2 separate regions of the Homo sapiens genome follow, and region 1 is linked to region 2. Evidence: read pairs that join two places in POLR2A ChIA-PET (ENCODE). Cell type or tissue: B cell. All regions are shown on one strand. Links, peaks and the distances in the headings refer to the core of each region. The heading gives the core; the rest is flanking DNA. Region 1 has its middle 10 kb from the start of PDE4C. Region 2 has its middle 12 kb from the start of GDF15.

The links. ChIA-PET counts read pairs that join two places held together with the same protein. Peaks named below come from ENCODE experiments on the same cell type or tissue, not always from the same donor. Only the 100,000 strongest peaks of a DNase experiment are listed, where the experiment ranks them.
Region 1: POLR2A ChIA-PET joins it to region 2 with 5 read pairs; 7 of 35 experiments call an interaction of 5 or more read pairs at or near these places.

The regions. Positions count from the first base shown.
Region 1 is chr19:18,235,468-18,238,375 of GRCh38, reverse strand. It overlaps a transcript of PDE4C not described here. Among named protein-coding and RNA genes, the nearest start is that of PDE4C, 10 kb to the right of the region's middle. In B cell, for the core only: no CTCF peak of the experiment used is centred there; no DNase peak of the experiment used is centred there; H3K27me3 peaks cover 1,230 bases.
Region 2 is chr19:18,372,871-18,375,778 of GRCh38, reverse strand. No RefSeq gene overlaps it. Among named protein-coding and RNA genes, the nearest start is that of GDF15, 12 kb to the left of the region's middle. RefSeq lists a silencer at 52-279 and enhancers at 1,697-1,916, 1,646-1,940, 1,128-2,327. In B cell, for the core only: no CTCF peak of the experiment used is centred there; a DNase peak (open chromatin) is centred at 1,278.

The DNA of each region.
Region 1 (2,908 bases), core at 147-2,646, 140 kb after region 2:
TAATCCCAGCTACTCAGGAGGCTGAGGCAGGAGAATCACTTGAACCTGGGAGATGGAAGTTGCAGTAAGGCGAGATTGTGCCACTGCACTCCGATGTGGTTGAAAGAGCGAGACTCCATCTCGAAAAAAAAAAAAAAGAGAGAGAGAGAGATACAGGGGGTCTCACTCTGTCACCCAAGCTAAAGTACAGTGGCATGATCTTGGCTCACTACAGCCTTGACCTTCTGGGCTGAAGCAGTCCTCCCACCTCAGCCTCCTGAGTAGCTGGGGTTACAGGCATACACCACGATGCCTGGCTAATTTTGTTTATTTTTTGTAGAGCTAGTGTCTCACTATTTTACTCAGGCTGGTCTAGAACTCCTGGGGTCAAACCACCCTTTCAAAGTGTTGGGATTATGGGCATGAGCCACCGTGCCCTACTGAGCATGCTATTATTAGTTAATAAATAAATATTTCTGCAATGTGTACTGTGGACCAGGCACTTTTTTTTTTTTTTTTTTTTTGAGATGGAGTCTCGCTCTGTCACTCAGGCTGGAGTGCAGTGGCCCGATCTCAGCTCACTGCAAGCTCCACCTCCCGGGTTCACACTATTCTCCTGCCTCAGCCTCTTGAGTAGTTGGGACTACAGGCGCCCGCCACCACGCCCGGCTAATTTTTTTGTATTTTTAGTCGAGACAGGGTCTCACCATGTTAGCCAGGATGGTATTGATCTCCTGACCTCGTGATCCGCCTGCCTCAGCCTCCCAAAGTGCTGGGATTACAGGCGTGAGCCACTGGGCCTGGCTGGACCAGGCACTATTTATTTATTTATATTTTTTATTTTTGAGATGGAATTTCACTCTTGTTGCCCAGGCTGGAGTGCAATGGCATAATCTCGGCTCACTGCAACCTCCGCCTCCCAGGTTCAAGCGATTCTTCTGCTTCAGCCTCCCGAGTAGCTGGAATTACAGGCATGCACCACCACGCCTGGCTAATGTTGTATTTTTAGTAGAGGTGGGGTTTCTCCATGTTGGTCAGGCTGGTCTCAAACTCCCGACCTCAGGTGATCCTCCCGCCTTGGCCTCCCAAAGTGCTGGGATTACAGGCACGAGCCACAGCGCCTGGCCTGGACCAGGCACTATTTATATCCCCCCACGTTTGAGATCCCTACTTCACAGATGAGGAAACTGAGGCTCAGAGAGGTAAATTCACTCAGGAGAGTAGGACTGAGATACAGCTCTCTGGGCCAGTCCAGGTGTCTGGGTGAGGGCACTTCAGGGTCCTAGAGAGGTCCCATGACCAAGAACTTGCTCATGTCTTTCTGGTTTCTTCCAGTGGTTCTGGGAGTTGGTGGATTCTGGCTTGGCCCCTGTGAGCCCCCTTGGTGGTGGTATCATCCGGAGAGGCTTCTCGGGTACCCCATTGCTGCCATCGCTGCCGAGCCGCCTTGTGTTGCCTGGAGAGGTCGAGCCCAGTACCCATGTGGTGTTCACCATTGAGGCTTAAGGGACAGAGAAAAGACAGCGTGGTCCCAGATAGGTGAGAAGGCTGATGGGGATTAAAGGGGCCGGCCCCAGGAGAGGAAGAGCAGTTCGTCCATCTGAACCCTTCTTGACCTTATCCAGAAAGCATTTATTAAGTTAGCACCCACTGTGTGCCAGGCCCTGTACTTGGCACACAGTGGGCACACAGCCATGCACAAGGAGGTGCCCACAGGCTGATGGTGGAGACAGATCATACCAGGCAGAGACAGGACAAAGTAATCATGCTGTGATGGAGAAGAACAGAGGAGCCCAGAGGAGGCTCCTGACCTCACATCGAGGGGGCTCAGGGAGGACTACCTGGAAGAAGTGGCATTTAAACTTAACCTGAGGGCCTGGTTGTGGTGGCTGATGCCTGTAATCCCAGCACTTTGGGAGGCTGAGGCCGGTCCATCACTTGAGATCGGGAGTTCGAGACCAGCCTGGTCAACATGGTGAAACCCTGTCTCTAGTAAAAATACAAAAATTAGTTGTGGGGTGCACCTGTAGTCCCAGCTACTCAGGAGCAGAATTGTTTGAACCTGGGAGGTGGAGGTTGCAGTGAGCCGAGGTTGCACCACTGCACTCCAACCTGGGTGACAGAGCAAGACACCATCTTAAAAAAATAAAAACAGGCCGGGTGCAGTGGCTCACTCCTGTAATCCCAGCACTTTGGGAGGCCAAGGTGGGTGGATCACGAGGTCAGGAGATCGAGACCATCCTGGCTAACATGGTGAAACTCCGTCTCTACTAAAAATACAAAAAAATTAGCCAGGCGTAGTGGCGGGTGCCTGTAGTCCCAGCTACTCAGGAGGCTGAGGCAGGAGAATGGCGTGAACCCGGGAGGCAGAGCTTGCAGTGAGCTGAGATCACACCACTGCACTCCAGCCTGGGCGACTCCATCTAAAAACAAAACAAAACAAACAAACAAACAAAAAACAGTAAAACAAATCCTTAGCCTGAGGGATGAAGAGAAGTCAACCAGTGGGAGTGCGGGGAAGGGCATTCCAAGCAGAAGGAACAGAATGTATAAAGCCTCAGACTCAAGAGGATCAGGTGTGTCAGGAGCTGAAAACAGATCAGTGTGGCTGGAGGGTGGGAGGGGAGCCCCGGGAAGTAGGCAGGAGCTGAAACCACACACCAGACCTCATGGGGTGCCCTGGAGAGTGAGAGGTGTGTCTTCCGGAGAGAGAGTTGGTCAATATTGGCATTAAAAAATTCCCTGTGGTTGCTGTTGTGGAGCACTGACTGTCAGGGATAGGAGTGGAAGGAGACCAAGGAGACTAGGAAGGAGGCTTGGGCAGTGTCTGGGCAGGAGATACTGGTGCTTGGACCAGGGTGGGAGCCATGGGCTGGAGAGAAGTGAGGAGCTTTGGATGACATTTACAAAGTAGACACAACACCAGGGC
Region 2 (2,908 bases), core at 95-2,594:
CTACTTGGGAGGCTGAGGTGGGAGGATTGCTTGAGCCCAGGAGGTAGAGGCTGCAGTGAGCTATCATTGTACCACTGCACCCCAGCCTGGGTGACAGAGCAAGACCCTGTCTCTAAAAACAAAAACCACAAAGTTTTTGCCAAGGAGCCATACTTTGGAGTATCACATTCTGAGTCCTGACAGCCTCCAGAAGGAACCAGTCCTGCTGTGACACCTTGATTTCGGACTTCTGGCTTCCAGAACTCTGAGAGAAGTCCCTGTTCTTTTAGGACATCAAGTTTGTGGTCAGTATTATGTAAACAATGTCATCTGCTGCCCATTTTTATCTCTGGTGGGTTTTTTTTTTTTTTTTTTTTTGAGACAAGAGTTTCTGTCTGTCACCTAGCCTGGAGTGCAATGGCACGATCTCGGCTCACTGCAACCTCTGCCTCCCGGGTTCAAGTGATTCTCCTGCCTCAGCCTCCCAAGTAGCTGGGACGACAGGCATGCGCCACCACACCTGGCTAATTTTTGTATTTTTAGTAGAGATGGGGTTTCACCATGTTGGCCAGGCTGGTTTCGAACTCCTGACCTCAGGTGATCCATCTGCCTTGGCCTCCCAAAGTGTTGGGATTACAGGCGCGAAGCACCGCACCTGTCCTTTTTTTTTTAGACAGAGTCTCTCACTGTCATCCAGGCCTCGGCCTCCCAAAGTGATGGGATTGCAGGCGTAAGCCACTGCGCCTGGCCCCTGTCCAGCTAATTTTTAAATTTTTTTGTAGAGACCGGGTCTCACCACGTTGCCCAGGCTGGTCTGGAACTCCTGACCTCAAGTGATCCTCCGACGTTGGTCTCCCAAAGTGCTGGGATGACAGGCATCGGCCACCATGCCAGGCCTCTTTTCAATTTCTTGATGGATATATTGACATCCAAAAGTTTGAAATTGTGATTGAGTCTAATTTGTTGTCCCCTCCAAATCCCCAAGTTTTCATCTTGTCCTTGTGGAGGGCAGGTTTTACGTTGCCAGCCAGTTAAGGCCAAGACTCGGTTCTCCTGCCTGCTTCTCCCCAGCCATGACCTTCTGTCCTTTCTGGGCCTCTGGCCTCGGTCAGGTGCCCTTCCCTCCCCCTCTTCCCCCCCGCCCCCACCCCCGTGCTCAGCAGGGAAAGCGGACCGTGGCAGCTGAGTATGAGTCAGCAGGGCTGGGACCATGGGGGGCGGAAGTGGTGGGCTCAGCCTCAGGGACCGGCTGTGCGAGTTCCTGCATAAACTGGCCAGGAAGTGGTCAGCTGAGGCTTCCCCCACGTGCTTGCTGCCCGGAACCCATTGGCCGAGTAACCCTGGGCCTCCCTCTTCACGCTCCACATTAGCAACCCAGTTCACACGCTCGCTCCCATCATAATTCTACTGTCCACAGTGTGTATTTATGAAGCACCTACTGCATGCCAGGCTCTGGCTGAGCTCGGATACACAGCCCTGTGATGGGGGTATGGAGATCTGCTCTGAGTCACAGGGGTAAACTGAGGCTCGGAACAGGGCAGCTCTGTGCCTGAGTTACACAGCACAGCACCTGGGTGACCTAACATCCCAAATCGTCATCCTCAGCTGGCTAAGTCCCTCTCTGTGTCTCCGTGTCCTCACCCTAAACAAAATATCTGGAGAATTTCCACTTTTTCTCTTTGTGTCTCTCTCTCCCTGGCTCTCCCTCCATTTCTGCCTGTCTCTCATCATGTCTATCTCTGCCTGTCTCTGCCTCCCCACGCCCTTATCAGCACCATACAGGGAAGGGAGAGGTGACAGCCTCACCCACCCCTCCCTGCTTCTAGGGGACTTGGACATGTCCGGGCAGGTCTGAGGCACTCCTGGTAAAAACTGGTGATTGCCTGGAGGCAGGGAGCCAGAACCCGAAAGAGAGGGTGGGAAGGTGGAAGACGTGTGGGGGGACTCAGTTGGGATTTCTGGTGCTGTACTTTGCCCCCTTACCCCCACCCCAGGCTGTCATCACACTGAGGATGTCTTGAGACCACTGCAGCATCTTTCCCAAACCTTGGATTTTGAGGGATGCATAGGAATCCTCCAAGCATCGATAAGGGCTTTGGGGAGGGTGGTTCTGGGAAGAGGAAGTAGGGGATATTGAGACTGCTGGGGGTCAGCAGAAACAAGGGAATGGGGTTCAAATGCCCAGTACAGAAATCCTATTTCCTGTAGGCGAAAGGGAGCCACAGAGGGTGTGAGAGGCTCAGCAGTTGGAATGGAGTGGAAGGGCAAGAATGGAGGCCAAGATCCTCATCTTTTCATTTTTATTTTATTTTTTTAGATACAGGGTCTCACTCTGTCACCCAGGCTGGAGTACAGTGGCACGATCTCAGCTCACTGCAACTTCTGCTTCCCAGTTTCAAGGGATTCTCCTGCCTCAGCCTCCTGAGTAGCTGGGATTACAGATGTGTACCACCATGCCTGGCTAATTTTTGTATTTTTAGTAGAGATGGGGTTTCACCTTGTTGGCCAGGCTGGTCTCAAACTCCTGACTTCAGGTGATCTGCCCACCTTGGTCTCCCAAAGTGCTGGGATTACAGGTGTGAGCCACTGTGCCCAGTCCACAGCTACTTTATAAGATTTATTTTTACTTTTGTAGAGATAGAATCTTGCTATGTTGCCCAGGCTGGTCTGGAACTCCTGTGCTCAAGTGATCCGCCTGCCTCGGCCTCCCAAAGCACTGGGATTGCAGGTGTGAGACAACGCACCGGGCCGACCTGCTCCTTTGAGTAAGGCTGGGAGCACCCAGGCGAGGGCGGAGGGGGCCTCTAGGGGATGGAGCCTCTTGCAGCCTCTCAGCCATATCCTGGGATGATCCTTGGACCCTTTAACTGCCTGTGCAGCCCTCATCCCAAGGGGGGACCTCCAGGCTGTACTCCCAGCTGCCTGATCC